2 separate regions of the Homo sapiens genome follow, and region 1 is linked to region 2. The links are chromatin loops, found by intact Hi-C in ENCODE. Cell type or tissue: PC-3. All regions are shown on one strand. Links, peaks and the distances in the headings refer to the core of each region. The heading gives the core; the rest is flanking DNA. Region 1 overlaps SPTLC3 (serine palmitoyltransferase long chain base subunit 3). Region 2 overlaps TASP1 (taspase 1).

The links. A loop is a pair of places that touch in the nucleus more often than their neighbours do. Peaks named below come from ENCODE experiments on the same cell type or tissue, not always from the same donor. Only the 100,000 strongest peaks of a DNase experiment are listed, where the experiment ranks them.
Region 1: it touches region 2 in a loop (17-fold over the local background); 1 of 110 quality-filtered maps calls a loop at or near these places.

Annotation. Positions count from the first base shown.
Region 1 is chr20:13,011,706-13,028,258 of GRCh38, forward strand. All of the region lies in intron 1 of SPTLC3 (serine palmitoyltransferase long chain base subunit 3), which reads left to right. Among named protein-coding and RNA genes, the nearest start is that of SPTLC3, 11 kb to the left of the region's middle. In PC-3, for the core only: no CTCF peak of the experiment used is centred there; DNase peaks (open chromatin) are centred at 6,556 and 6,706; H3K27ac peaks cover 1,596 bases.
Region 2 is chr20:13,546,219-13,562,771 of GRCh38, forward strand. It overlaps TASP1 (taspase 1), which reads right to left. Exons shown (of 14, transcript NM_017714.3): 8 at 12,790-12,896. Among named protein-coding and RNA genes, the nearest start is that of TASP1, 84 kb to the right of the region's middle. RefSeq lists a silencer at 3,304-3,598. In PC-3, for the core only: no CTCF peak of the experiment used is centred there; a DNase peak (open chromatin) is centred at 8,663; H3K27ac peaks cover 1,892 bases.

The DNA of each region.
Region 1 (16,553 bases), core at 4,905-8,904, 540 kb before region 2:
AGCTTTTATGGAGCCTGACTATTTTTCCTGTTTTTTTTTTTTCTTTAAACCTCATATGTCCTGAGAATGCACAAAAACTGGTTTTCATCACTGACTAAGTCCATTTATTTGTTTATTCCCAACATGGCCTCCTACCTTTTACTTGTAACAGGACACTATCATACTAGAGGATTTGTTCTCCCTCTTCATGAGCATATCCACACTACAGACAGATGGGTGCTTAAAGTCTTAATCTATAAACTTGATATTTCTTATAATTTTTATTGAATTAAAATTCTTCCTAATGAATAGGAATTTCCTATTCCTTACTTAATTCTATATAATTACTTTGCAACTATTATCCACATAATTGCTTTTTAATTCCCAGCAATTATTTTTGACCTGACCATAAACTTTTATTTGGAAAACCAAAACCTAGGAAGGTAGACCTTGTGTCTCCATTGCATTTTCCCAGAAGTAGTTTCTTAAGAGGATAGAGTCTGCATTTTCTTCTCTTAAACGAAACCTGCAGGATGAAAAAAAAATTGTAAAGTTTTCCTAATCATCCCTTTCCTGGAAAACAAAAATGTTTGGGGATTAGAGTTACTCTAATTCAAGGTTTATTGAGTTCTTGACCTGAATGTTGTAATATTACCAGGTATAGGTTATGAGCCCTAACAGGTGGTTGCTTTTTTTTCACCAATACTTATTAAGCATCTGTTATTCTTAGGACCTATAAAGATAAATAAGAAGTTTACAATTTATCTGTTAGGAGAAAGCTTATATCAACATTAAAATAATCACATCAAAGTTAAATGCTAGTGCAAGGACAAGAGCTGCCATAAAGCAGACATAACTTGAGTACAAATGAGTGGTATAGATACTAGTACTAGAAGTTGGAGAAGAGCAAAAATAATAATAAATATCAATATTCTGCTATGTATCAGGAAGGGCTAAGCACTTCAGGCAGGCATCTCCTGTACCTTCAAAACAGCCCCATGAAGTGGTAGTATACTGTCCATTATACAGATGGGGAAAGATAAATCACTAAGGAACTTCTGAAGAATCACAATCAGCATGGCCAGGATTTGAGCCCAAATCCAAGTTGCTCCAAAGCCAGTTCCTTTTTCAGTATGTTCTAGGAAATCACAAGTTGGGGTGGTCAGTGACAGCTTCTCAGAGCAGAGAAGACTCAAATTGAACCTTGAGACATTATAATTGCAGAAAAAATAGGGAGCTTATTCCTGAGGGGCAAATGAGGAAAAGACAGGAAAGGAACTCCAGAGATGAATGTAGGAGTTGCTAGTAAAGGGCATAAGAAAGGTCATGAAGCATTCCAGGAAGCTGTGAGGCACAATAGGTCATGTGACTTTTGAGAGACTTTTCTCAATTCAGTGAGCCTTCATCGCAGACAGTGAGAAGCAGTGCTGTGGCTGAGGTGGTGCTCAGCAGATGCTGGAAGAAGAGAAAGGATTAAGCCACATTATTATGGAAATCATTTCCAGTTTTAGAACCATTTAAGCTGAACTTCTATTCTCCCCACCTTTCTATATCCTCTTGAAGTCTGCAATATCCTGGTAGAGCTACTCTTCTGCTGTAGTATAAACTTCTTCTAGAGAATAAGAGCAATGACTGATTGATAGTTTAATTGCAAACAGTGGTAGCTGCCTGACAGCCGTGGTAAGTACCTGTGTCTGTGGGGCTCACCTAGGCTACCCCCTGATTGAAATAGAGGTCAATATTCTCTCCAATTACTAGGAGAATTCATAAACTAAAAGTTTTGGAAATCCCTTTCAACTGCTCTGAGTCTTCATCTTAGTCTTGTCTTTGGTGTTCATTTTCTAATGCCTTTGTTTCTTGGCTCCTATTTCCTTAAAACAATCCCCAATGTGGCAAGGCTTCTCCATGAACTCCTTAAGGAATCCGCAGTTTTTCATGAGCTCATCATTTATAAAGCATTCTTGTGTGTCAGGTGCTGCAGTCATTAAGATGAAAATATTCTCCCTCCATTTATAAATAGCTCACAGTATAAATGAGAAAGACAAGCAATTATAGTATTTAATGGTAAGTACTATAGCAAATGTTACAGTTATCTATTCCTATGTAACAGCCAGTCCAAAACCCAATGGCTTGAAACAATAACTATTGGATTGTTCATGATTCAGGCAGGGGCTGCTAGGGATTGCCTTTCTCTGCTCCACGTGGTGTTTGCTGCAGATCAACTTGCCTGAGCATCCAAGATCACCCCATTCACATGTCCCAGACCTTGGTACCAGCTGTTGTCCAAAGCACCTTGTGTCTACTTCACCAGGACACCCTCTGCATGTGGTCTCATTATTCTGCAGAGTAGCCCAGGCTTTTTTACAGGATGACTGGCTTCTAAGAGAGTAAAAATAGAAACTACAAGACCTCTTTTATGTCCTAGGGACATTTCTGCTACATTCTGTAGACAAAGCCAGTCATAGTCCAGCTGAGATGCAAGGCGAGGAGAAACAGATGCTGCTTTTTTCATGACAGAGGCTGCAAAGTCACATTGAAAAAGGTTGTAAGGGATTGGAGAGATTATTGTGACCATCTTTGGAAATAGTCCACCACAATAGAAATATATGGACCTTGCATGGGAACACAGAAGAATGTGTATCTGACCTAGGCTGGGAAGACAACTTGCTTCAGAGAGGCATTTGACCCAAGTCTTGAAAGCAGAGTAGCCAGTTGTACAGGCATAGAAAGGCATTCCAGCAGAGGGAAAGGCTGTTAGAAGGATATAAAATATCAGAGCATTATGCCTTTGGCCAATGAAAGATGAGTTCATGGTAGGAGGTTCAGGATGCTTAATGGAAAGAACCAGGTGGGAAAAGATTGTAAAATGCCTTTGTCTTAGTTTACATTCCCCAAGAAACAGACCCAGAGATAAAGATTTGAGTGCAAGAAATTTATTAGGGAGGTGAACCCAGGAAGCACAGAGGAAAAATAGTGAAGTGAGGCACAGAAGGGAAGGAAGCCGATACGCTCATGAGCAAGTTACCATTGTTGGCAACTGGGACTGAGACTTGTCGGGGACATCTGGGAGATGGCGTACAACACATCTCAAAGCTGTCTAAATTTAAAAAAAAAAAAAAAAGATAAATGTCAACCAATTCCGGTCCATAATCAGTTGAGGGATGCTCAGCACTTGTAGACTTTCCACACATGGGCTGAGCACACTCCTATGGCAGAGAAAGCCCTCAAGCTGAGCTACAGGTGCTTGCAGTAAGAAATCACCAGAATGGAAGAAGGTCTGGATGCGCCAAGAGTGTCTTTTATAACCATTTATATGTGCAAGTGATGGAGGTTTGAGAAGGGAATTAGCATGATCAGATACGGTTTCTCCCAAACTGTGTAAGCTTTATTTATGGTGACTCTTAGAGCATGGTTTATGAATTAGCCCTGATCTAATGGGCTAATCATCATACAAGACAGGATTATGCTGTTAAGCAACATAAACAGAGCTTACCCACTGTGTTTGGCAAAGGAGAAAAGGGATATATCAAGGGTAAATATTATTGCCATAATTTGTTCCCTTTGCACTCAAGCAAGATGAAAAACCAGAAACCATGAACAGCTTAGCAAATTTTAACTATATAAAAAAACTAAAACTTAATATGGCAAGAAGCATCATAAAGGGTAATGCATAAAAAGCAATTGGAAAGCATGACTGAAGTAAAAACTCCTTTACAATAGCACCAGAAACATGAAGGACCTGGAAATAGATTTAAATAAAATGAAAATCAATTGGAAGGGAGTATGAAAATGCTACTGAGGGACATGAAAGGAAACTGAAAATAAGTGGAAAGGCATACAACACATGTAGAGGAAGACTCAGGATGAAAAATGCATTAATTCTGCCTAAGTTAACCTATCAGTTTCTGTGTAAGTCCAGTAAATAAATCAACATATTTTTGAGCCAGACAAATGACATTGAAGTTTATGTGTAAAATTAATAAGGAAGAATAATTGGAAAGACTATGATAAATAATAATAATGAGGGTGACTAGCACTACCAACTAGTAAATCATGTTGCTCACCAAAAGAATTAGAATGGTTTTCTATTAGTACATGAACAGATAGATAAATATTATAGGTAATTGTTAATCTATTAAAGTATAAGAAAATATCAATTTTAAAATAATATTTACATGGGAAAAGTCTTTATAACTATGATATAATACCCAGGAGCCATAAAACAGGAGGTCAACAATCTGACTACATAAAAATCAAATATTTATTTCTGCATGGCAAAAACAAAACAAGAATAACACCGTGAAATAACCAAAAGGCAAATTACAGACCAGGAAAATGTTTAAAATTTATATCATAAAATGCAATTTTCTGATTATATAAATAACTTTTAGAAATGAATACAAAAAGAGGCCAAACACCAGAAAGAAAAGAATGGACAAAAGCTATGATGAGGGAAATACAATTTGAAATACAAAAGGTAAGGAAAGGAAGAGAAAGAAGGGAAGAGAAGTCAGAAAAGGGAAGGAAAGGAATATGCTAGAATCAGTTTCCATGAGAAAAGAAAGAAAAGTCCATTTTCTCAGTTTGTGTGCATTAAGTGCAAAGTCAAGTTGAAACTTAGTTTGAATAATCTAGTTATTTTGATCAGTTTAATAATGATAATAGTAAAGCTAATAAATCAATTGTTGATGGGTGCTACATGCCAGGTCCTACTATGTAATTTGCCTCATTGAATTCTTATAGCAGTAATGCAAAGTGGATATTATTAGCCACATTCATACAGATGAGGAAACTGATGCTCTGAAAACATAAATAACTTACCCCAAGGTCACACAACTAGAACAAAACTGGGACATAAACTCTAGGCTATCTACCTTATCCTAACTTCTTACTTCAACAACTGTCGAAGACCCCATGATATTATCTACTTTCTATGATAATAGGCTTAGAGACCTTTATTTAACAACTGAACATAATACCAGTTGTCTAAGGTATCAATAATATACTTTTAAAAAGAAAGGTGCTTATGCTTTCACTGTGACTAAAGATATTGAAAGACATCAAGCTCCAATAGCTAATGCATGTTGGCCTATAGTTAAATCTTTGGGAGGTAATCAAGAACATAATAATTATAATAATCTTTAACATGTCTTGAGATCTTCAAAGTGCCAGGCATTCCCAGTGCTTTATGTTCATCATCTCACAGCATTCCTATGAGGTATTATTTTTGGACCCATTTTATAGGTGAGGAAACAGAAAGCTTTAGTAACTCAACCAAGGTCACCAACTTATAAGTATCAAAACCAGGTATGGAAACCAAGTTTGTTCAATCCTAGAACCTAAGTTCTTATCCTTTAGTCCACGCTTCCCCTGTAAACACAAGATAATGTTAGGCATGGGATTCATACCCACTTCCAGAGAGAAGGGGCCAGCAGACACAGCCTTAAAGGGCAGAGTCAGTGTGAGTTAAAAGAATGGTGAGTTGTTTTGTTTTCCTGATTTTTCATTCTTAATAAAAATTTTAGCTTATCACAAATGACACCAAACTGTCATATATCTGTGCTTTCAATAGGCAATGTTATTCACTCAGAGACATACCACATTAGTGAACCTGTCACCTCCATGCCTCACTTTGAACAACTCTAAGCTAAAGAAAATTGACCTCATGTGACTCTGAGTCATGTGGACTCACACTTAGCCCCAGTCAGAGCTTGAGAGATAGTCTGGCTTTCAGGAGCTTTTTTCAAGAGTACATGGCCTCCCTGAATAGAAACTTCACTTAGTACAATATTTTCTGGCAATACTGATATCTTAGACATGATGCAATAGATCAAGCTTGTCGACATGTGGCCTGCAGGCTGCATTTGGCCCAGGACATCTTTGGATGCAGACCAACATAGATTCATAAACTTTCTTAAAACATTATGAGATCTTTTTTGTGATTTTTTTTAGCTTATCAGCTATCATTAGTGTTAGTGTATTTTATGTGTGGCTCAAGACAATTCTTCTTCCAATGTGGCCCTGGAAAGCCAAAAGATTGGACACTCCTGCAGCAGATGAAAGATAGTTACAAATTCTTTGGAGTATTTCCCATTGAGAGGTAGAATCTAATTCTAATCCACTTGAACCTGGGCTAGACCTAATGACTTACTTGACCAAAAACGTGATGGAAGGGACAATCTGGGACTCCTGAGAGTCAGTTACAAGAAGACTCGCAGCTTGAACCCAGTCCTTGTAGAGTGCCCATTCTTGGAATCCAGCCACCATGCTTTAAGGAAGCCCAAGCAGCCCAAGAAGTTCAAGGAGAGAAACCAAGTATCCTTGCTCTGTTTCTAGCTGAGATGCAGTACCAACTTCTAAACTGTGTGAGTGATGTATCTTGGAAGTGAATCCTCCAGCCCCAGGGTGTGTTTGCTCCAATTGATACTTCATGGATCATAGACCAGCTGTCCCTGTTGGGCTCTGCCCATATTAAAAATTCTTGAGCAAATAAATAATTGCTGTTTTAAGTTTGCTGGTGGCTTATTAAGCAGCAATAAAAACTGAATACATGGATATTATATTTCCTTAAAATGACTAGAAAAGTCATTGTGCAATCTCAGTACCATTTTCAATGCTTTCATTTATATTTACATTTACAGAGTTTGCTTTGACCATGAATTTGCTATTAATCATTGGCAAAGACACATTTTCATAAGTTATAAATTTCTGTTTTGTTTGGCATAAGGACTGTATGCTTAAGCCCTTAACCAGAGATGAGTGTCCGGCTGTAAAAGCCAAACACAATGAACCTAAACCAATGCAAAAGCACACCCATTTGAAAATTGCCAAATCTGAAGTGTAATTATTAACCCTTAGGAGGTCTGTAATTTATTACATTGTCTATGAAGAAATAGTTGACTCAATAAAGTGTGTGTGCTCAGGTGTTTCATTGGCTTAATTAACATATTTTAAGTATTTTTAATATCTGCCAATTACAAATTAATTTTATCTATTGGTTAAAGCTTCCTGGAAAAATTTTCTCTCACTGTTGAGGTAAATTGATATTAACCTAATTAATTGCAAGAAGTCAACTATGCTGATTTTGAAATATATTTAATGTTTTTAGTAAATATGGCTACCTTTGTCTCAGTTGGCCTGTACTAATGTAGTTTTACTGGAATTCTAAGGTATTACAATCTATAAATTTACGACAGAAAGATCTATTGCCACCATATTAGAAATATTTTCCGGTGATTTGGAGTTCAAATTAACTATTTTGGGGGAAAAACACTACAAGCATAGCTCAGAGAAATACTCAAAATTATCCTCCACAATCTACTTCATCTATCTATCACAGTGCCATCTGAATCCTGCTCTCCTGAAGAGTTTTGACATATTGAAGATCATCTGAGCCCAGCGGAGTTTCAGATTGCAAATGCCTAGAGGAGCTAGCAGGGCCTTGTGTAGGACAGTAGGAGATGGTAAGAATGGGTTTAAATGAACAAGGCCTGGTGTTTCCAAGAGACAGAACAGGCTCCATCTTGATAGTTTTTCCAACTTTTAAAAGAAGCTGGAAATCCAAATTGAGGAAAGGAGGTCTCATGATTTCTAAATGTTGGCATCTAATTTTTAAAAATTCAAATCCTGTGGATTTAAAGAAAACATTGCTAACAAACACCAATTTGTAACCTCTAAACTATAGGCAAACAGAGTGTAGGAAATAGGCTAAAAAGTCCTAAGTACAGTGCTATTTTCTCATTTGTTTAGGAAAAATGGCTCAGAGAATTTGGCTCGCCTCGATTTAATTTACTTTATATTTCAAAAAGTGATAGATGAGTCTTCCACCTTCACTTTCCTGAGTTGATATATTAACAATTACCCTAGACTCTGCAGGTTTGAGGAACTCTTATGACCAGCTACATACACTAGATTTCCTTGACTAACCCAAATCTAAAATATTAAGTCCCAAAGTGTTCATCAAAGTGTTAGAGACCTGGTGATATTTATTGACCAAACCACAACTCTCAGATTTCATAGTCAGTGGTGCACAAACCTTCGTTAGATGATGTATTCATGAAGTCTAGTCACCAAGATTGTTCTCTAAATCTGGTCTAACTGGACCTTCAAAAGTTTCCCAAGCAAAAGGCTATGTGCAAGTCTTAATTATTCTCTTACCTATGGGTTATACACAGCTCTTATTTGTCTGTCTTGTGGTTGTGAGTCTTTTGGAGTTCAAGGATTCCTTTGAGAAGCTGTTATATACTTTCTAATGAAAATTAATATGTCCATAACTGCAAAATTTTTTACATAGAGAATGTGTGTATTCCCTGACTTCCTCAGATCCCCAGATTAGAAACTTTGGCTCTGAAATTTTGTATAAAACTAGGCTATTTCTGCACTTACAATCCAACTAGAAAAAAACAGCAAATCAACTGTTCCAGAGAAGACAGGGTAAAGGATTCACAAATTGATCCACCAAAAAAGAGAATATCACACATAACACAAAGTGATTGAGGCAGCAAGCCCCATGTGTGTTAGACATTTATTTAAAAATTGGATTAGAGGGTGGGTGTGGTGGCTCATGCCTATAGTTCTAAAGCTTTTGGAGGACAAGGAAGGAGGGTCAGTTGAGACTAGGAGTTTGAAACCAGTCTGGGAAACATGGCAAGACCCCATTTCTTAAAAAAAAAAAAGAAAAAAAAGAAAATTAATTAGCTGGACGTGGTGGCATGCATCTGTAGCCTTAGCTATCCCAGGAGGTTGAAGTGGGAGGACCACTTGAGCCCAGTAATTCAAGGTTACCGTGAGCTGTGATTGCTCCACTGCACTCCAGCCTAGGCAACAGAGTGAGACCCTTTCTCTATATTTTGTCATTTATATTAGAAGTTTGCATTTTATTACATAATATATTAATATTTATTTTGCTGTAAAACTATTTTTATATACTCTTTTAAAACTTTGAAGAAAACTGAACTCCGCAGAAAGATGTTTATGTGGTAGCTTTTCGCACTCCCGCACCCCTTAGGATGTCCCAGGAAAATGTGAACTCCTTAAGGAGGAATGATAGTAGAAAGACCACTAGCTTTGATATCAGATGTAACTGGGTTTGAATCTCGGTTCTGCCACTTACTAATTGGGCCATATTAGGAAGGTAACTTTATGTCTCTGATCCATTCTTTATGAGGCTATGGTAAAGAATAAATGAGATAGCACATGTAAGACTCCCAATAACTATCAGGCATACAGTAGATAGTCAATAAATGATTATTATCTATTAACATTAGCCTGCAGTCACCTCTTTCTTCTCTACTGCTATCATAAGACTAATCAGTACGATGCCCAGCATATAGTAGATGTTCAATAAATGACAGCCATAAACCCTTGAAATCCTTCATCCCATAATGACTTCTCAATCTTCATTTTACTTGACCTGTCTGCAGCATTAGTGAAAAATAATCACTCTCTCTTTCTCAAAGCACATTCTTCTCTTGACTTCCAGGGTATTACACTCTTGATTTTCCTCTTTATCACTAGCTTTTCCTATGCATTTTCTATTCTTGGTTCCTCCTCCTCTCTTTGACCTTTAAACAATGGAATGACCCAAGGCTTAGTCTATGCCCCTCTATTCTTTTCTAACTGCATATCTCTCATGAAGATCTGATCTTGTTTCATCATGTTAAATACAGTAAGACATTCTTCTTCAAAGGGTTAACTTGTTTAAGTTTGCTTGCCCTTTTTTCCCTGCTTTCAAGGCCAGACTCCCTTACTCTCTGTGTTCCCTTGCCCTGGGAAACAACCTTCCTCTCAGTCTTATCTATAGAGCCTACATTCCACATCTGCTACTCACTCTGTAAATCACCTCCCCCCACCACAACAGCCCCCCCACCAATCCCCCGCCACCATCCCCACCTCCACCAAAACTGTTTTCTTGTCAGTGTAACTGCATCCCTGCACGTCTCAAGTTAGCCAACTGGGTTCAGCTTAGATTGTGTGGTCCAACTCTAACCAATGGAGACTGCACACAGCAGTAGGAGCCCAGTGTGTTAGGGATAAATCTGCTGCTTTCCTTTGTTTGATGTGCTCTCGTGGTGACCAAACTAACGAGCAGCACCCTTCTGCAGAAGTAAACTTTGCCTTGCTGAGAAATCAACTATCAGAGTGTCATTTCCTTTGCGACTTCAAGCTTTATTTCTAACACATCATGATAGATAGATTAGATGGATGATAGATAGATATAGATAAGTAGATAGATGTATAAAATAGGCATTTCCAACTGACTACTTGATGTATAGAGATATGTAAATGTATATGCATAAATAGGCATTTCTGACTGCCTACTTGATCTTTCCACTTGGATAATCAAAAGTCGTCTCAAACTTAATATGTACCAAACTGTGCTCCTCATGTTTCCTCCTCCCGCTCTCTAAAACTATTTCCCTTACAGTCTTCCCCATCTCAATAAATGGCAACTCTATCCTTCTTGTGGCTCAAGCCATAAACCCTGGTGCCATTCGTGACTTTTCTCCTTCATTCTATTCTGCATTCTATCTCTCAGTAAAACATGAGCTGACCTTCACAGCACATCTAGAATCTGACCACTTCTCACCTTTCCCTCAGCAACTCCCTGGTCTTAGCCCCCTTTATCTCTCACCTAAAGTATTACAGAGCTCCAACTCTTTTATCTGTGTTCCACTGTCTATTGCTGCATAACAATGCAGCCCAACACACAGTGGCATAAAAAAATGATTTTATTATGCTTGTGGATTCTGCTGGTCAGGAATTCAGAAAAGGAACAGTGAGGACAGCTCTCCCCTGCTCCATGGTGTCTAGGGTCTCAGCTAGGATGACTCAACTGGCTGGGCTGGAGAAGCTGGGCCAGGAGGGTCCACTTTCCAGACTGCCTCCTCAGTGTCACACCTGGCACCTGGGCTGGGAAGGCCAAAGGGTGAGACAAGCCAGGACTGTGAACTGGATCGATGCAGCCATAAACAAGCCCACCAGGTTCAAGGGGAGGAGATTAGCCTGTCTCTTAATGGGAAGAGTAGCAAAGAATTCATGAGCATGTTTTAAAAACCACCATGTCCTGTTTCCACCCTCCCCTCCCCTCTGCCACAATCCACTAGACTTTCTCTATACAGCAGCCAGTGCTGCTGAAATAAAATCCAGAGATGTCATTCTTCTGCCCAAATCCTTCCCATGGCTCCCATTTCACTCACAGCAAAAAACAAAATACTTACCACGACCATAAGGCCCCACAGCCTGGCCAGATCATCTGTGACTCATCTCCTGCTACTTTCCCTGAGCTCACTCTAACCCCAGATGCTGCACAGCCTCTTCACTGTTCCTGGAGCCAGCCACCCATGGCGTCCTCCCACCTGCAACATTTGCATTTGCACTCCTCATCCCCCGTCCTGGAACACCCTTTACCCAGACATCCACAGGGCTCACCCTTCTCCTACTTGAAGTCTTCACTCACATAGCACCTTCTCTGTGGGACTCAGGCTCACATGCTTTCTAAAATTGCAACCCACCCCCCAACTTCCTGGCCCCTTTCCTGCTTAATTGTTCTCTTTAGCATTTAAAAACATCTGCACATGTGCACACACACACACACACACACAGAGTCACACATATACCTACACACATAAACACACATGCATGCACACATTAATTTATTTCCTATCTGTTGCCTGTCTCCACATTTAGACTGTGAGGTCCACCTGGGCAGGAATTTCTATCTTTTTCACTGCTGAATCTCTAGTACCTAGACCAGAGCCTATATGTAATAGGAGCTGAAAAATATTTATGGAATGAATAAAGACTATCTGTTTTTACAAATCTGTTCTTTGCAAGAACTCCCATTTAACATACCTAGATCTCTAAAAGACTAAGAAAGCTCTGCTCATATGATCCACAGACTTCTTTGTAAACTTCAAAGTATATAACCTCTTATTAATTAATTCACAGGTTTCTTAAGCTTTGTTGGACAGCATGGCTACTATTTACTACCACCTTTTTAAAAATCACAAAGTCATTAGATTACTTTGGTGACCAGGTAACAACATGCTTCTCTATTGCTATCCAGATATGATATACTCCAAGCTTGGAGGTAGGGAGCATGCTTTAAGCAGTGGAACTTTTTGAAGAGAATGAAAATAGAAATAAAATATTATTAATTCATCTTGATCATTCCTGCTGCATCTTAGCAGGAGATGAAATATGCCTGGATTAGAGGGAAAATGACTAATCTCCCAAGGTGTGTAGGGCTGTCATCAGCTTCTAATAAAATACTGCATTCTCAGAGTCGAGTGTCCAAGAAAGTAAATGCGATCTGTTTTCCTATGAATGACCCATATATGAGACGACTTTTAAAACTTTTATTTAACAAACTTTTACATTGCACTACATGCTAAGAACTTTACAAAAACCAACTCCGTTGACCCTCACAACAACCACGTGAGGTTGATACTGTTACTATCGTCATTTTTTAGATGACTAAACTTAGTCATGCAAAAGTTAACTAAATTTGCCTGAGATAAAACATATAGTTAGCAGTGCAATCTAGTCACAGGACCTGTCTTTTTATCATTAGATGAAATGCCCTTTCCTCCACCATTTTATTGTAAACATTTGCAAATTTATAGAAAACCTTATATAATTCTAAATAAATATTCATATATCTACTACCTAGATTCTAGTTAGCATTTTGCTATACGTTTACTACTTGTCTACCTATCTATCTATCTATCCATCCATATGTTTTATGCATCTCAAACGAAGTTGTAGAATAAATACACTTCACTTCTAAACCCTTCAGCATGCATACCATTAACTTCAATATTTTTCTATAGTTTTTTTTCTTTTGAGGTAAAATTTACATACAATGGAATGCACAAATCTGAAGTATATCATTCAATGAGTTTTGACCTGCATTGGCTTTTGATTCCTTTTTTGGAGAAAGTTTCCTAATGTAGTTTTGACTGTGGAAAGATGAACTAAAACTGCTCACTTAAAATTAAAGAGTTTAATCTCTGGAGAAGAGAACTGGCTAATGTGTAAATCATCATCTAATGACGTAAAGGAAGAGCTCACCAGAAGGCTGTCTTCTAGAGAAATTCCCCTGCTACACACTCATAATTCCACAGCGATCAGCAGCTATTTTCCTCTTTGTCTTTAGTGTAATCTCTCCAGCAGGAAAGGAACTTAGTTCAGTAATCTTTACAATTCCACTCCATCCCCTGTCTTCTTGAACACATGAAGAAAGCAAAGGCCAGGAATTATAATAGTTTGATGATCCTTAAAATAATGTCTGCTATTGCAAATTTCTTTAGTATCAATTTCAAAATTGATATTGTGAACTTGTATTTGTCTCATGTTACAAGCAAAGGCACTCCTTTCCTATGGCCCAAAATAAGAGCCACATGTAGAAAACTTCCTTTTCTGCGTGTCACAGATCACCACGTCAGAGAAAATAATTATACAGGTAATAACTGCTACCATACATGAGGACACTACTATATGTTCACCCTTTTATAAATATTGTCAATCCTTACAATAGACTTTCAAATTTCACATATAATGAACCAAGATTTGAAGAAATCAGATGATCACCCACACAGCTGGCAGGTAGTGGAAGCAGGATCTTCTGACTCCTAATATCACGTAACCTCACCCTACAGCCTTATCACCCTAGTAACCTGAATCATTATGTAAAACTTGGAAGCAGGATTTGACTTTCACACTTCCTGAGCTTGAATCCCAGCTTCATGGTGGTGTGACCTTGCATAAGCAGTTTAATCTCTCTGTGCCTCAGTTTTCTCACCTGGTAAATGAGGTGAATAGTAGTGCCTACCCTATTGGATGGTGGTGAGAAATTAATAAGATAATGCATGCAAAGCCTTAGAACAGTGCAGGCACCAGAGGAAATTCTCTACAAATGTGCACTATTACTAATATTGACCCTTGCAAGAATCTGCCTTATGTCCCTCTCTGCCCCTTCTTTGGTGAAACAGTGCCAGAATATGACAAGAGGTTGCATATTGGTTGACCTGCAGAAACCTTTTTTTAAAACTTCTATTTTAGGTTCAGGGGTACATGCACAGGCCTGTTATATAGGTAAACTTGTGTCACAGCAGTTTGTTGTACTTATTATTTCATCATCCAGGTACTAAGTCAAGCACCCATTAGTTATTTTTCCAGATCTTCTCCCTCCTCCCACCCTCCACCCTCCATTAGGTCCCAGTGTGTGTTGTTCCTCTATACCTGTCCATGTGTTCTAGGCATTTAGCTCCCACTTCTGAGAACATATGGTATTTGGTTTTCTCTTCCTGCATTAGTTTGCTAAGGATGATGGCCCCCACCTCCATCCCTGCTCCTGCAAAGGACATACTCTCGTTCTTTTTTATGGCTTCATAGTGTTCCATGGTGTATGTGTAACACATTTTCTTTATCCAGTTTGTCACTGATAAGGATTTAGGTTGATTCCATGTCTTTGCTGTTGTGAATAGTGCTAAAATGAACATATATGTGCATGTTTCTTTATGGTAGAACAATTTATATCCCTTTGGGCAGGTACCTGGTAATGGGATTGCTGCGTTGAGTGGTAGTTCTGTTTTTAGCTCTTTGAGGAATCATTGCACTGTCATCCACAATGGTTGAACTAATTTACACTCCCACCAACAGTGTGTAAGTGTTCCCTTTTTTTTGCAACCTTGCCAGCATCTGTTATTTCTCAACTTTTTAGTAATACCCGTACTGACTGGTGTGAGATGGTATGTCATTGTGGTTTTGATTTGCATTTCTCTAATCAGTGATATTGAGGTTTTTTCATATGCTTTTTGGCCACGTGTATGTCTTCTTTTGAGAAGTGTCTGTTCGTGTCCTCGGCCTGCAGAATCCTTTAACACACAGTGACAGAAATATACTTGAATAAAGCATCAATACGTCTTCAAATAAAAACAAACTGAATAGTAGAGTATAATAATATTAAGAAATTAAGGTTAGGTGCGAACAAAGTGCAGTGTTGAAACTCGGATGACCATAGCAGACCCTGCTGGTGCCATGTCCACTTCTGCTCTTGGCGGTTACCATTTCCATGTGCACAGCCTCCTCTCCAATGGCCAATTCCCATGCCCTTTTTCTGAGAACTTTCTGAAAAACTGTTACATGTCAGACACTGTTCTAGGAACTGGAGCCCGTTCTTCCCTAGTGGGCATCAGGCCAAAAGCACCGGAGATTCAACACCCCCTAGAAGCAGTGCTCAACCTTTGACTGATGGGAGCTGGATGATAAATACCCCAGCAGCCTCATCCTTCGGGAAAGATAATTCTTAGGTGTGTTCTACACTGTCTTCTGCAGACCCCGGTGGAAGCGAGCTCCAGCTGCCCACACTGGTAACTGCCTTAAAAGCACACCGTTCATTGGTTTCCTTCCCTTTTCTGGCTGGCTCATCTCTCCTCCTCTAACAGTGCTTCCTGGGATAACCTTCCAAATAAACAGGTTGTATTTGAATCTTTTATACAGGTTTGCTTCTGGAGAACCCAAAATTAAGACAGTGATTTTTATAAAACACGGCCAATTTTTACCCCTTTAACCTTCAGCATCAACTACAATGATCCTTACGTCTGTACGTCCCTTTCACATCCAGGATCTCATTGTACCCTCAGTCATCCAGGAAGTGATCCAGTGCTGTGAAGCAGATAAACAAATGCTACTGACCTGTTTTAGGATGAGAAAATGGGGCTCAGAAAAGTGAGATCAAAACCACATAGATAATAGAGACAGAGCTGGATAATATTATAATGCCAGACACAGACACGCCGACTCTACATTCAGGAATGCCTTCAAGGGCTGGGTGCAGCAGACACCTGTCAGGCCCTTATTCAGTGCATACAACTCCGTCCACTTCCCCTCATAAGAACAGGAAGGAAGGAAAAAAATCAGAGCCTCTGTTCTTCAGTAATCTATTTCAGCACGCACACACACACACACACACACACACACACACACACACACGCAAAAGTGTCAATTTAGTTATTAAACTGCCCAGAGGAACAGCTTTGGGAATCAGTCTTACTAAAATTTTAAAAATCCATGCGATTCTAAAAGCCTCAAAGAATAATACTGATTTCTACCTAAGACTTTTATAGCTAGGCAGCAAAGTGATTTTACATGGCATATCAGATAGCAAAATTTTCTACAAATCTCTCTTAAACAATTATTTACCTTTGTCATCACATCTCTATGTTTTATATGATGTATATTTCTTAGAATACCTTCTTTGGAGTCTTTGACCAGCCTCAGCTCTATTCTTAAAATCTTGACATTACGAATGGTTAATTCTAGACCCAGCAAGGGCACACGAGTCAATTCACGCCTTGGTTCCTTTGTTGAGTTTGCCCAAGGCAGAGGCATTGATGACACGGTTGGAACTCTTGGGTTCTTGCAACATAACATGCTTTTCAACCACCTACTTTGATAATTAGTCCTAAGGAAACTTGGCTCCAGAACTTCTTACATATTAGAATAATAATGGCAGAACGGATATCAGATCTCAGAGAACCATGTTATATGATTTTTTTTAAGATCTTAGT
Region 2 (16,553 bases), core at 6,653-10,652:
AAAGACTGCAAGAAGCCATGACTTCTGGTGGAAAAAACACCAATCAAAGCCCATGCACTTCTCCAAATGACTAGCTGGTAGTTCCTCAAGCTACACAAACTGATGAAGCAGTGAAAATAGAGCACTGCCTGTTTCTTGGGCTAATAATCCAAAAAGGATATTTTACAAACCTCAACACTTCTTCACAGAAAAGACAACAATGCTTACAAAATAAAAATGCTCTTAGCACAGCCAAAAAAAGGCACAATCACAAGCTTCATAAACTTGTCTGAGCTCACAAGGCAATTCATATTTCCATTCTGTAAGTCCCCTAGCCCCCCTGGAAAATCACACATCCAAAATAAACATGTGCTACAAAATAGATAGGAATTCTTGTGATGAGGGTCCATTCCTTTTCTTGGCGGTGTGGGGAAGACATGGTCTAGAAGTTCATTTGTAAACAGGCAGTTTTACCTGCATTAACAGGAAAGGCACTTGGTCAAGTTTCTCTAGATGAGCACGCCCCCTTGTGGGCACTTCCTGACTCACCTCTTTGGAATGGCCAGTGGAGATTGTGGGCTGTTTCAAGCTATTATTTTTCAACATTCATTTCCCTCCCTTACTTACATATTATCTTACATCTCTATAATGTTGAGTGAGCATAATAATATTATTTGGTAATACTTCAGATAACCTATCCCTTTTATTTCCCCAAATACAAGCTTATTGTTAAAACAAGCTTAGTTTTTAGACTAATGCATGTTTGAAGCCCTTAAATAAAAGATTTTAAACCTATTGGAAGACTGCAAAATTTACTATTAAGAGGAAATATCATTATATGGGTTTTCTCTTTCAAAATTAATATTCAAATCATCAGCTGTAGATGCTTAAATTAGTAATGTCAACTGAGTAAAGGCACTATTTCTAGAGACTGTGATAAGGATAAAGTAACAAAATGCTCACGCTTCTATGGACATACACAAACAAAATAACCACATACACCAACCTCAAAATGGCAAATGTGTAAAGCAGATAATTCAATTCAATTAACACTTATTAAGTACCTGTCATCTGTGCCAACTAGAAGAAAGAAATTTGATCTGCATGGCATTGGAGCTAGCTCATAAAGGAAGAGTTGAATTAGAATTTTCAGGAAGCAAAGAAGTAGTTAATATTCCATTATTAATTACTGCTTATCCCATTAAGGGAAGGAATATGAACAAAAACTTGGATTTGAGAACTCTCAGCAAATAAAACTGAAAAGAGAAATATATTTGGTGAGAAAAAAAGGTAATTCCAGAAGGAAGATAATGGAAAAGTAGCTTGTAGCTAGGTTTCAAGAGGGTTTATAAAATTCAGCTTAAAAGTTTGGGTTTTAACCCACAGACAGTAAAGATTCTATTAAAGTTTCTTCCAGGAGAGAGACAAAACCAATGCAGGTATTTTTAGGGAAATGTATCTTCTGATAGCACACAGAATTAAAACGGAATAGAGCAGGACTAGAGGCAAAGAAGCCAGGCATGAAGATACTGCAACAGTCCAGCCACTGAGGGTGAAAAGACAAAGGCTCACTGGTAGTATGTCTACTAAAAAGAAACAAGAAAAAAAAAAGTAGTGCATGTATTCATTAAATGTTTATTGAGCATTTATTATATGTCAAGCTGAGAAACCATGGTAAATAAGACATACAATAGCTGTCCTCCTGGAACCTCATTCTACTGGAAGATAAAGACATCAAATAACCACACTAATAATGACAGAGAGACAATTGGAGCAGCACAATAGCTTAAAGAGAGAGAAGAAGGAAGGAGACAGGCAACATTCCCTGGATCTGGAATCACAGGTGTGAAGACCTTGACACAGGAAGAATCTTGACAATGTGACCCGGAGTGAGATGGCAAAAGATTGGAAAGACAGACAGCCATGTCTGCTCCCATAGGGTCCTGGGGACTCTGTTGGGGAGCCTATACTTTATTCTTAAGAGCAGCTGGAAGTGAGTTAAGGGTTCAAGCAGGAGCATGACAAAATCAAACTGTACTTTTAGAAAACTTCAAGAATGCTGGGCAGAGAAATGACTGAAAGGGCAGGGCAGTTGTGGGCAGATAGGTAGGAAGCTAGTGCAATCATCCAGGAGAGTGAGTGGAGCATGATTCTAAACATGCTGAGTTAGACTGTGATGGGTCAAACAAGTGAAAATGTGTAATAGGCAGGAGAAAACAGGCAACTGGAACAGGTTGGGACATAAAAAAAAGGAAATGGAAAAATACATATAGATTCATCCATTCAAATAAACCTTCATTAAATAGCTGCTAATGTGTCAGGTCCTCTGCTGGGCAGGGGAAAATAAAGAGCAAGGAGCCTGACTTGAGAGAACTGGCTGCCTGGTGAAGGTTTGACTGTGAACAATGAAAGTGACCCTGAGGCAAATCCTGGAAGCAAAGAGGAAGAGCTGCAACTCCAAGAAGGGAGTTCTAGACTACCTGGAGGAAAACTAAATGAGTGATGCTGGACATGAAGTCATTAACTGAATTCAATCATATAATCCCAGTTCATCTAAAATGTTCCATGTTTATTTATGCAATGGGTGCTTTTCTAAGCCCACTGTGACATATTAGGAAGAACAAGCAATGATCTCAAATACCGGCCCAATAGCTTACCCATTCCTGCAGATTATGATTCGGTATGTTTAAAGCAGAACCTAAGAATCTGTAGTTTTAAAAGTCCCCAGATGAATCTAATGATCAGCCAGGTTTAGGATCCACTAGAATAAAGAATTCCTTAATAAGAGAATCAAGGAAGTTTGGACATACTCCATGTTGACAATGAATATGTATTAAGAGTATTACACCAAGCTAAAAAAGACCATGGTAATTACCTAGTTCAACATGCTGACTTAACTGCTGAGGAAACTAAAGTCTAGAGAGGTTCCATGTTTGCCCAAAGTCTCTGGACTGGCTTATAATAGATCTAGATACAACTCTTGACCCTTTATACACTGTCTCTCACCTTACCCTATTCCCTCCACTCCTCAAGTAATTCCAGTCTCAAGTCTTGAATTTCAAATAGTTCCTGGGACCCGACTATGTATTTAAAATATTCTAAGCTGATTAGAGAAGACACAGCTGAACCAAGGCTTTAAAAAGTTACAGATAATTTTCCATCAACCTAATTAAGCACTGGTTATTTCTTGTCTTGTGATCTTAAAATACCCTTGTACTTGTAATAGGTGTGTGTGTGTGTGTATGTGTGTGTGTGTACACACACATTTGGTTTTTTTAATGCACTCATTTATTCTGCTGTCTTATTAGCTATACATGTGTCAGCATCACCATGTCTATGATAGGGCAAATCAGGTCATTGGTGTATGGTGATAGCATATGATATCACATGGAGACATATTTAAACTTGGAATGTGATGTTCTTAACACCAGCATCTAAGCCAATTTCCAGATATGAAGGCTTCTATCTGTAGTCCCAGTGAGATTCCATTCACTGGAGATATTTCCTGATAGGAAAGCTACAAGGTGGTGACTTGATATTATACACAAGATCAGCTGGGACTATTCCAATGATAACATTAAGAAATGTTCCTTTTTTCCCTCTCCATTGATTCCGTTAAATACTACAAATTTTAAGTCTCTACAGAGCTATTAAATACTCAAAATTTAGGAAGAATTTACAAGGCCGACAATATCTGATGTCAACTTATAACAAATATTCTGACAAACCACAGGTTACTTCCGTTACAAAACAAAAACAGTAGTTAAGATTTCTTAACATTGCCTTCTTGCCTCAATTTCATCTTACTTATAACTTTAAGACTTCATATAGATTTAAGGTATAGCTTGGTGTGGATTTAAGGACGACCTGGGAAGAAACTCAATCTCCTAGGTATTGAATCTTTATATGCTAAGTTAGAAGCTTTTCCTAAATATGGAATATATACACATACACACACACACACACACACACACACACACACACACACAGAGACACTGCAATTGTCCAGTCATCAAAGGTCGAAAGTTTTAGACTCAGATATTGATGATTGGCATAAAGTACTATAAGCTATAAACATTTAGAAGATCCTCATATACTGAAAACAAATGCCAATCATCAGGCTTTATAACCTAAATAAATGTATGGGATGGGGGTGATCCAATAAGACATTAATTAAGTTACTGACCTATCTACTGATTTACATGTAAAATCTGTAGGCTCATCCAGTAATCAAGATAGTCTTATGTGAGGCAAATGTAATTTTCAGTATATTACCTACAACTAAAAAAAAAATTTCAAATACCAGACAATCATTTCACAGAATGAGTTTTCGGTTTTATTTTTAAAAAATACATAAAGTAATCTCTTTATGTAAAAGATAAGTCAAAGAAGTTTCCTACTTTGGTTTACTCATATATTCATATACTAATCAACTTCTTGAGCAATATGACAAAACTCCAGACCATGCAAAGTCAATTTCTAGAGAAGACTAATTACTCCTTTTCCTGCACTCTTAATACTCTAAGAGTCCCTTCCAGTCACATCCAGGGCTGGCTGTTTGAAACTTATATTTATGGAATCTAGATTATGCCATGCATTCACTCAGTTTGTTTTTCCAGTGTCAGGGTCTCCTCTTCTGGCAAGCACAGACAAGTACAAATGGAACAATCTGAGGAAAACATGTTGTTTTTTGTGCATTTATTTTCTTTGATCTTAGCCTACCTCTCACCCAAAAACTACAATGATTTAGTATGATACAGTTAAGCATTTACATAATAATTTCAAGATGGTGGATAAAAGGGAAAAATGTTACCCACAATATACTTCAAAAGAATAGAATATATTTATATGAAGGGTACAAAGCAAGGCCCAACATTTCCTTTCTGAAACATGTGGCCAATTTGATGTCCCTATGTGGTGGCTAAAGAATACAAAATTAAAAGTTGTAGCATCTCTTTAGAGTGGTTTTGAACACACAACATTGTATGAAAGCACCAAAATCATTGCAAAATTTTTTAACTTGTTTATTAAAAATCAAAGAAGGAAAGATATTCATTCACACAATGGAAAATGTCTGATTAACTTTCATTTCACTATCCCATGTAAGTACTGCTTTACCTAAACACCAATGAAATTAATTAAAAACTTAAATTACTTTGTAAAAGTCATGGGAGGAGGCAAATAATTATGTACATTCAACTGTAAAATCTGTTATTAAAGAAAAAGAGATGGAAACTATTTCAACAATATGCTTGTGAAAAATGAAGAGAAAGGAAAAAAAAGGCTTGAAACATCAAAAATGTTGAGATCAAACAATACCCCCAACCTCTTTTAATACTCTAAGAGTCCCTTCCAGTCATATCCAGGGCTGGCTGTTTGAAACTGATATTTATGAAATCTAGATTATGCCATGCATTCAATCAGTTTGTTTTCCCAATACGAGGGTCTCCTCTTTTAGCAAGTAACTCTCAGTCATGTAGCAACCCAGTCAGTCCTGTAGCATAAGCCAAGTACAGCAATTGGCCAATGAGTTAATGAGTTAAACACTTCATTCCAAAAGTAAGGTTTCCTCTTCCAAATAGGATAAAGATTAGTAAACAATACAACCACTTTTTTCTTGTGTCAAAACAAAGCAAACAATAAATTTAAAACAGGTAATCACTTCATCACATACACCACATGAACTTACTGATAAGTATTCCAACAATGAGAGGCCATGGCAATTTTGTAAGGGGAGATCCAGATGTCCATTTGCAGAAATTATGGAAGATACAGGAACATGCTGAACTTTACTGTGTGTATACAATGAGCAAAACTCAGATTGAAGGAAACATCACAGGACAAACAGTCCAGGTTATTTGACAGAAAAATAGTCCTTGCTTTGCCTAATATACATAAATTTCAATTACCAGAGTTTATTTAAATCACACCAGTCCCTCGACAACATGGTTCAAATTTCAATTACCATGGTATTATTAACTCTGAGTAACTGCATGAAATATAAACTCCCCCGCCATCTCCTTGGTTCACAAACCACTGCAAACATCAGTGATGCACATCACGATCAGTGACCAATCATGACATTCTTTGAAAGTCTGTCAGTGATGTGTCACTGTGCAAAGACAGCAGGTGGAAACGTTGCCTCTCTGTCTCTAAGTGATGAATTTACAGAAGAAAGTCAAGGAAAAACAAAAACAAAACAAAACAAAAGTGATAATGCTGGAAGTGAAATTCAAATGAAAGATAAATGAAGTTATACGAGAAATAAGTGACCACGGGCATGTCTGACACTGCTGCCATTAAGGCTCTAGATATACAGACAGAGGAACTTACTAAAGAGGATCTTATCAAGGAGTGGAGTTGGGACAAAAAGGATGAAGATGTCCCAGAGGAAGTGACATTGGCAAAAATTTCACACTAAAGGAAGACTGGCAGCTATGTGGTGACACTGAAAGAGCAAAAGGTAGAATGTTGAAAGCTGATCCAAAATTAGAAAGGAGTATGAAAATTCACCACCACATAGAAAAGATGTTCATATGACATCATAAGTTACATGCTGAGGAGGCAAGTACTGTTCAAATTATAAATTTTTATCCTAAATAAAACACTGTTAATGTTTCTAAATGCTTTAGTGTACTAAGTAAATATTGGTTTTACTTTTTTCTGTTTCCATACACATTTATAACCAACAGTAAAAGAGATTTCTGGGTTTTTCTTTCTGTTTTTCTTCTTTCCTCTTTTTGAGACAGAGTCGGGGAGACAGAGTCTCACTCTGTTGCCCAGGCTGGAGTGCAGTAGCATGATTATGGCTCACTGTAACCTCAAACTCCTGGGCTCAAGCTATCCTCCCACCTCAGCATCCTGAGTAACGGGGACTACAGGTGCATGCCACCATGCCCAGCCAGTTTTTCTTTTGTATTTACATATAGAGAGACAGGGTCTTGCTATGTTATCCAGGCTGGTCTCGAAACTCCTAGCCTCAAGTGATCCTCTTGCCTCGGCCTCCCAAAGCACTGGGATGACAGGTGTGAGTCACTGTACTCCACCAAGAGTTTTTAACGTTTTGACAAAAATATTTAAAGGTCATGGAACAAGCTAAATTTACACCATTAAGCCCACTCTGCATGGTTTCAGCTTGCATGGTCACTTTATGGTCCAGCCCTACCATGCAAAGTATGGACTGTCTGTATACCATAAAAATAAGAAAGAGATAAAAGAAAAATCCAGAAGAGACAGGTCTACCCAGAGAGTGAAGTAGAACAGAACTTAAGGACTACTATTTTTATTTCACAATATAATACTACAGCTAAATAGTCATCTTTTTCTTCTCCATCATGTCTTCCCTCTAAATAACAAAAAAATAAGCAAGGATGAAACAAAGATGCCAATTACCAAGAATGGATAATTACTAAGAATTTATGTTCCTCATTTTAAAGTATTTTATCTTAAAATCTATACATCCTAAAAGCAGAGATAAAATATGCTTTTATTCAATTTATGTATAGACTAGCTATTTAGCTCAATATTACTTTGTATTAACAAGGGATATGTTAATTGTGGGGAAGGAGATTATAAAAACTTATCTCCATTAATGCTATACACTGTAAACGACCTACCAAATAGCCACTACCATTGACAATAAAACTGCTATTTTGTTTGGGAAGACAATGTGTCTATCCTCAAGCCATGAACTATGAGATGGTAATTATGACAACTCACCCAATTTCCTAGGCTCCTTTGCAGCTGGAAATAGCCATGTGACTGAATTGTGCCCCTTCTCAACTACTAAGGAGAAGTTTATTGAGGGAGATTCCAGAAAAATTTTGAATCCCAGATAAAAAAGGAAAATACATCTGGCACTTCTCCCTCTTTGCCATCCTGCCTTACTCTCACTTTGAATGCAGATGTGACATCTAAAATTTCAGGAGCCATATCACATCCATGAGGCAAAGGTATAAGAAAAAGGCCCAAGAGAATACCAGATATGTTAGCCCTAGCATCATCAGAAACCTAAACTAATGCCAGCAACCAACCACCTCCAAACTTATTACTATGTGGCTACGGGCCAGAGAGCAAGGGGACAAATATGCATTTCTTAAACCACAGTCAGGTTTTCCATTGTTTGCAGCCAAAAGCATTCCATGGATTAATAATTCTTACTTTAAACTAATCAAATGTAAGTATAAACGGTCAAAGACTAAAGAAAACAAGAGCGCTCTAATTTATAGAGGTAGAATACCAAGCAGAATAAAGTCTTCTGGCTTTAATTTGTATTTCTACTTGTACTGTGATAATGTTTGTATAATCGATTACTTTAAAAGAAAAAAAATCAATGCAATAAAAAAATCCCAAATTTATCTAGTTTTTTTTTCACACTTTAAATTACAGGCATAACTTGGAAATAGTGCAGGTTTCGTTCCAGACCACCACAATAGAGCAAATATTACAATAAAGTGAGTCAAATAAATATTTTGGTTTCCGAGTGCACATAAAAGTTATGTTTACACTTTACTGTAGTCTATTAAGTGTATAATAGCATTATGTTTAAAAAAATATGCATACCTTAACTTTAAAATAATTTATTGCTAAAAAATGTTACTCATCTGAACCTTCAGCAAGCAATTCATAATCTTTTGGCTGGTGAAGGGCCTTGCCTCAATGTTGATGGCTGCTGACTAATCAGGGTGGCAGTTGCTCATACATGAGATGGCTGTGGCAACTTCTTAAAACAAACTAATAAGGAAGTTTATCACATTGAATGACCCTTCCTTTCACCAAAGATTTCTCTGTAGTACATGATGTTACTTGACAGCATTTTACCCACAGAACTTCTTTCAAAACTGGATTCAACTCTCAAACCCTGCCGTTGCTTTATTAATAAGCTCACCTAATATTTTAAATCCTGGCTGGGCACGGTGGCTCATGCCTGTAATCCCAGCACTTTGGGAGACCAAGGTGGGTGGATCACCTGAGGTCAGGAGTTCCAGACCAGCCTGGCCAACATGGTGAAACCCCATCTCTACTAAAAATACAAAAATTAGCCAGGCGTGGTGGCGGGCGCCTGTAGTCTCAGCTGCTCAGGAGGCTGAGGCAGGAGAATTGCTTGAACCTGTGAGGCGGAGGTTGCAGTGAGCCAAGATCGTGCCACTGCACTCCAGCCTGAGCAACAGATCAAGACTCCCTCTAAAAAAAAAAAAAAAAAAAAAAAATTATAAATCCTTTCTCATTTCAACCATACTTTCAGCATCTTCATCCAGAGTAGATTCCATCTAAATAAATCACTTTTTTTATTTATCCACAAGCAGCAACTCTTCACCTGTAAAGTTCTATCATGAGATTGTAGCAATTCAAGCCACATCTTCAGGCCCTACCTCTAATTCTAGTTCTCTTGCTACTTCCACCACATCCACAGCGACTTCCTCCACTGAAGTCCTGAATCCCTCAAAGTCATCCATGAGGCTTGGAATCCATTTCTTCCAAATGCCTATGAATGTTGATATTTTGACTTTCTCCCATGAATCACGAATATACACAATGGCATCTAGAATAGTGAGTCCTTTCCAGAAGGTTTTCAATTCACCTTGTCCAGATCCATCAGAGGAATCACTATCTATGGCAGCCTTAGCCTTACAAAATGTCTTTCTTAAGCAATAAAGACTTGAAAATCGAAATTACCCCTTGATTCACAGCAAGCATAATGAGGATCTTGGTGGCATATAATTCAAATGAAAGAAACAGAGGCAGATGGTACACCAAAAGGTATTCTATTAGCTTTGGGTGTTTAAGGGGCTATTGGCATCAAGTAATAGGTTTTATGGTGAAAATGGAAAGCATTGGTCAATCTGAGCCCATTAAGTTGGAGATGGGTTAAGAAAGTTACTGATTTCCACTGCCTACTTCTACCACCAGAAAGCCCCATTTCCCCAGCTCTACTCTTTTAGTAAATGGCAAATATCCAACTGCTCAGCTAAAACCCTTAAATCCTCTGCTCAGCTAAAACTCTTAATTCCTCTCTCTTTCTTGCCAATAACTATTGGCATCAATATTGTCTTTCCAGAAACCCTCAAAATATTTTCTGGATATATTCACTTATCGTCATCTCCATCCCTATCACCTACAGTCCAAGGTGCCATAATCTCCAAACTGCAATGACTTTGTAACTAGTCTCCCAACTTCTACTCTTACCTCCCCCTTGGACTGATTATTCACATAGTAGCCCATGGAGAACTTTGCAAAATGTGAATAAGAAAGCACTGTTTCCCTACTTTAAACTCTTCAATGGCTAGCCATTATTCTTGAATAAAATTCAAGAATAAAATAAATAAAATTCTTGAATAAAATTATTGAATAAAATTCAAACTCCTTGCCATGATCTACCAGGTCCTAAAGGAGCTAGCCCATACCAACTGCTCCAGCTTCATCTCATACTATTCTCCCCTTGCTCACTGATTTGGCACACTGACTCTCTCTCTCCATTCCTGTAATGTGCCAAACTCCCACAGGGCCTCTGCACATGCAGCTCATTCTGCCTGGAACACTCTTCCACTGAGTCTTCATAAAAGCCACTCATTTTTTAGATGTCACCTCAAATGTTATCTCCTCATAGGGGTCTCCGTTGACCATCCTATTTAACAAAGTCTTCATTCAGACTCTCACATCCAAGTTACTCTATATCACATCATTTTGTTCTTCTTTTTTTCCTTCATAACAGTTACAAGAATAACTATCTTAATTATATGCTAATATGTCTCTTTCTCCTAAAATGTAAGGTCTCATTAGAGCATGAGCTTCCTCCATCTTGTTCACCATTATTTTCTTACTACCCAGTTCAGTCCCATTTCCTGAATGGAAAACTGAACTACTTGAGTAATTCCAGCTGAAGATATTCTCCATGAGATGCAGTGAAACTCCTATATATAAAAATCCTAACCTGATCTCCACAAAAAGAATGGTATGAGAATTTCACAGCAGCTTTATTCGTAATAGTAAAAAACTGGAAAAAAAATCAAATGTCCATCAACAGGAAAACGGATAAACAAATTAATGTGTATTTATATTAGGAAATATTAATCAGTAATAAAAAAGAATAAATCGGTGATACAATGTCTAATAAAAGCTTTCTGTGAAAGAAGCCAAACAGAAAAGAGTACATTCTGTATGATTCCATTTATATAACGTTCAGAGCAAGAAAAAGCATTTACTGTAATAAAAATCAGGACAGTGGCTGCCTTTAAGTTGGAGACTAACTGGAAAGCAGCATGAAAGAACTGGAAATATTCTATATCTTGATAGGTGTATGGTTTACATGGGCATATATGTTTATAAAAACTGATTAAATCATTTACTCTATGCAAATTTTATTACGATGTTTTTGGTTTTTTTTTTTTTTTTTTTTTTTTTTGAGACAGGGTCTCACTCCATCACCCAGGCTAGAGCACAGTGACATGATCACGGCTCACTGCAGCCTTGACACCCCAGACTCAGGTGATTCTCCTACCTCAGCCTCCCGAGTAGCTGAGAGTACAGGTATGCACCACCATATCCAGCTAAATTTTTGTACAGATGGGGTTTTCCTTGTTGCCCATGATGGTCTCAACTCCTGAGCTCTAGTAATCCACCCACCTCAGCCTCCCAAAGTACTGTGATTTACAGGCATGAGCCACTGCACCTGGCCTATCATGAATTTTTAAAAAGGCAAAAAAGTCCTAAATTCATTCACCCACACATCACATCCGATGCAGAAACCCAAGAAATAGACTATCCACCATCATATCAAGATCTACTTATTAATTTGTTCATCTGCCTTCTAAATTCTTATCCTTTGCCGGCAGAAAATTAAAAAGGTTTGTACCAAACTGATTATCTCGTGGCAACACACCAAGAAAATATCTATCACTACAAAAGATGATGTATTGTGCATTCATACATAGGTAAACCATATAAAACTATGACACAAAGGACAAAACAGTATCTAAGCCATTACAGAAGAACTAAACAATAAAGAATATTGATGAATGCTAAGGTACATCACATGACTATGTGACCTGGGACACCCATCATGAGCTGTATGCTAAGAAACCCCTAAGCCACAGGCTGAGCAAGAATGTTGTAGTTTTCAATTTCTTTCTATCCCTAAAAACGCCTGAATACAATATGTATATTTTCTTATACTTACACTCTACTCCCTAAACAGTCATGTTAAGAATCACTATCAGGAGCTGTAAGAACCAAAACAGTAGCCACGAGCCAAATGTAGCTATTCAGAAATTAAAATGAGTCAAGGACAAATGGAAAGCTGAATTTTTAATTTTATAAAATTTTAATTTTCTAATATATTAAACTATTAGGAAGATTTAAGTATACCTGTAATAACTTGGTATGTAAATTTACTATTTCACAGTAAATTTTTATGAAATATAAATACAGATCAAATATATCTAATAAAAATTTAGTGTTATAATTGAGATGTGGAAAACTCAAACTGGTTCTGAAGACTTAATACTAAAAACGATAATGTAAAATAGCTCATTAATAATTTTTCCCTGATCATATTTCAAAGTTATATTTTAGATCCACTGGTTTAAATAAAATATATTAAAATTAATTTCCCTTGTTTCTTTCTACTTTCTTTTTCTCTTTTATGAGCCTAATATTATGAACATATTTTTAATGTAGCTACTGAAAAACTTTAAAGTACATATGTGACACACATTCTATTTCTACTGAATTGTATCGTCCTAAAGCTTGTATCTAAATGCAGAAGATATATCATCTGATACATTAATTTGAATATTTCAAACACCACCTGACCTTCTCACTTGATTGTCTTCTTTTCTTTAGTTGCATAAAATCTGTGTCCACCCTTTCTGCCAGCTCTAGTTTCCTCTTGTTTCTTTTAAATGCAGCTAAACTGAATCCTATAAAATAAAAATAAAAAACATTAAATATAACATTTAAGAAATATTAGGGCAATGGGTCAAATAAGATATCTGAAGAGCCTTCCCAGAAGAAAATCCTTCAGTATGTTAAATTAAGGGTTTAAAAAGTCTTTTCAATGTATACAGGGATAGTAGGAGAATAAGAGAAATAAATTAAGATTTTAAAATTAAGAAAATGGTCCAACCCAGAGAAACAAAGGAGTCCTGAAGGCAGATACTACCCTCAGGGCATCTGTTGATGCAAGCCTCCTCCAACTGTCGTTTTAAAGGTCTCTGCGCAAAGGAGGTAAGAGACGAAACTTGGGCACAATGCAGTATGAGAAAACACACTGGAGATTATCCACAAAGAAAGGAGAAAGTCTCAATGGTTGATATTCCCAGTGAATGGGCAAATGAGAAAAAAGCCACCAGGCACCAAAAAATAATAAAAAGTAAATAAAACATTTTTTAAACCAGAAAACTTGCAAATCTCAGCTTTGGTTCTAGATGTAAAGAGGAAACATCTCCCTAGAAATTTCAGGACTAATGCGGGCATTTAGATAGACCTCGAGTAGAATTCTTATTACCTGTGAGATCCCAGGGTAAAAAAGTGATCAACAGTGCTTCAAAGGGCCTCCAAACACAAATGCAAATACTCCCCAGAAAAACAAACTGGCCTTAACTTACCCAGACCTCAAAGAACTCCCATGTTTCAATCAACATGTGCTCATAGTTTTAAAAGGAAAATTCATAAAACACATAAGAGATAAACTACCAAGAATAAAAGCCAGCCGAATATCAGAAAGCATAACCTGACCTGCAAAAATCTCAGATACTGGAATAATCAGATACAGAATATAACACACGTTTATGCTCAGAGAAAGAAAAGAAAGACATCAAAAACAGGATTAAGCAGCAAGATGATAAACTGACTAGGCTGAATTGAAGAACAAATAGAGCTTCAATCAATCAATAAAATAATCAAAATTTTAAAACTTGATATACAAATTTTAACAGCCAATTAGATCCAGCTGATAAGAGAAATTACAAACTGGAACATAACACTGACAAAGTTATTGAAGTTTTCTGATAATGGCAGACTAAGTTATTCAGAGTAATTATCCACAGAATATTCCTAAAAACATTGGGTAAAATATTTAAAATACCACCTTAAAAGCATTCAAAACCTTACAAGCACTAAGCTAAATTCTTGGGTAAACTGAGGACTAAAGGTATTATTGCACTGTGAACATTTGCCAACACTAGCACACTTGCATTCGACTAAATGGCATCAAGGAGAGGGATACGTCAAGCCCAAAGCCCATTAAGAGTACAGAGTTTTATAGGAGACATTCCCCACAATAAACTGGGAATTTAAAGGGCTAATTCTCTTAGAGTAAAGCTAATCCATAACTGAGTCCATTACTCCCTCTATCTCAAAAGCAAATGCATGCAGGCAATATTGTCCCAGATTACAGCAGAGCATGAGACCGACAGAAGGTGGGGGGAAAAAACAGGGAGAAGGTAGAGAAAAAGAAAGAACAAAGTATTCGAAAGAGGTGGGGAAAGAAAACTATCTCTGAGAAACTTTTGGTCTCATGGGGCCCTTGCATAGATTTACAAATATACACACTGTACAGTCCCAGAAGGAAAAGAAAGAGAGAAAGAGAAGATGGTTACTTGAAGAAATAATAGCTGAAAACTTGCCAAATTTGATGAAAGATATGAACACCCAAGATATAAACACCCAAGAAGCTCAAGGAACTCCAAGTAGGAAAACTGAGAGATCCATACCAAGGCACATTATAATCAAATTGTCAAAGGCCAAAGACAAAGAGAGAATCTTGAAAAGCAGATTATCACCTACTAGGGATCCCCAATAATATTATAAGCAGATTTCTCATCAGAAACTTTGGAAGCCAGAAACAGTGGGTTGATATATTCAAAGTGCTGAAACAACAAAAGCATCAACCAAGAACCCTGGAAGTGGCCAAACGATCCTTCAAAAATGAGGGGCAAATTAAAATACTCTCAGGTAAACAAAAACTGAGATAGTTCATTTTTACTGGACCTACCCTGCAAGAAATGCTGAAGGAAATCCTTCCGGTTAAAATGAAAGAACCTTAGACAGAACTCAAACCTGTAAATAAATAATGATCTCTGATAAAGATAAGTACATGGACAACTGTAAAAGCTAGTCTTACTGTAATTTTGGTTTCTAACTATGCTTTTTGTTTTCCACGTGATTTTATTTTATTTATTTATTTTTGAGACAGAGTCTCCCTCTGTCGCCCAAGCTGGAGTACAGTGGCACAATCTGGACTCACTACAACCCCTGCCTCCCAGGTTCAAGCAATTCACTTGCCTCGGCCTCCCAAGTAGCGGGGATTACAGGCACGTGCCACCACGCCTGGCTAATTTTTTGTATTTTTAGTAAAGACAGGGTTTCACCATGTCGGCCAGACTCGTCTCAAACTCCTGAGCTCAGGTGATTCGCCCGCATCAGCCTCCCAAAGTGCTGGAATTACAGGTATGAGCCACCATGCCTAGCTTATTTTCTACATGATTTAAGAAATTAAAGCATTAAAACACTATCAGTCTGTTTTGAGACAGACAATGGGAAAAGATACAATTTTGCAAAAGAGGGTTGAGACAGAGCTGTATAAGAACAGAATTTTTATTTGTTATTGAAGTTAAGCTGGTCTAAATTCAAATTAGAGTGTTATAATTTTAGAATGTTAAATGTAATCCCCATTGTAACCACAAAAAAAAATAGCAAGACAATATACACAAAAGAAAATGAAAAGAGAACACAATAAACCAAGTAGATCTAAAAGATATAAACAGAACACTATATTCGACAACAGAATTCACATTCTTCTCAAGTTCACTTGGGACATTTTTCCAAAATGTCCCATTTGTGTGTGAGCACAAATCAAATCTCAATAGATTGTAAAAGATAGGTATTGTACAATGTATCTTCTCCAACTACAACAGGATGGAGTTAGAAATCAATGGTAGAAGAAAACTGGAAAATGCACAAATTGTGAAAACTAAAATACAGAAAGAAATCACAAAGGAATCAGAAAATCCTCAGATAAGAATAAAAATTAATACACCAAAACTTACAAAGTACATCAAAAGCCTTATGAAGGGAAAATTTTATGGCTATAAACACATTAAAAAATAAGAAAGATTTCAAACAACAACCTAGCTTTAAAACTTAAGGGACTAGTAAAAGAAGAATTAAACCCAAAGCTAGCAGAACAAGGGAAATAAAGATCAGAGTGGAGATAAATAAAATAGATAATACCAAAAAAATAGAGAAAAACAAATAAAACCAAAAGTTAGTTCATGGAAAACATTAACAAAATTTAAATCTTTAGCTAGATTAACTAAGAAAAAAAAAGACAAATTACTATAATCAGAAATCAAAGTGGGGACATTACTACTGATTCTTCAAAAATAAAAAGTATTATAGGCCAGGCACAGTGGCTCATGCCTGTAATCCCAGCACTTTGGGAAACCAATGTGGGTGAATCACTTGAATACAGGAGTTCGAGACCAGCCTGGGCAACATGGTGAAACCCTGTCTCTATAAAAAATACAAAAATTAGCCAGGCATGGTGGCATGCACCTGTAGTCCCAGCTACTCCA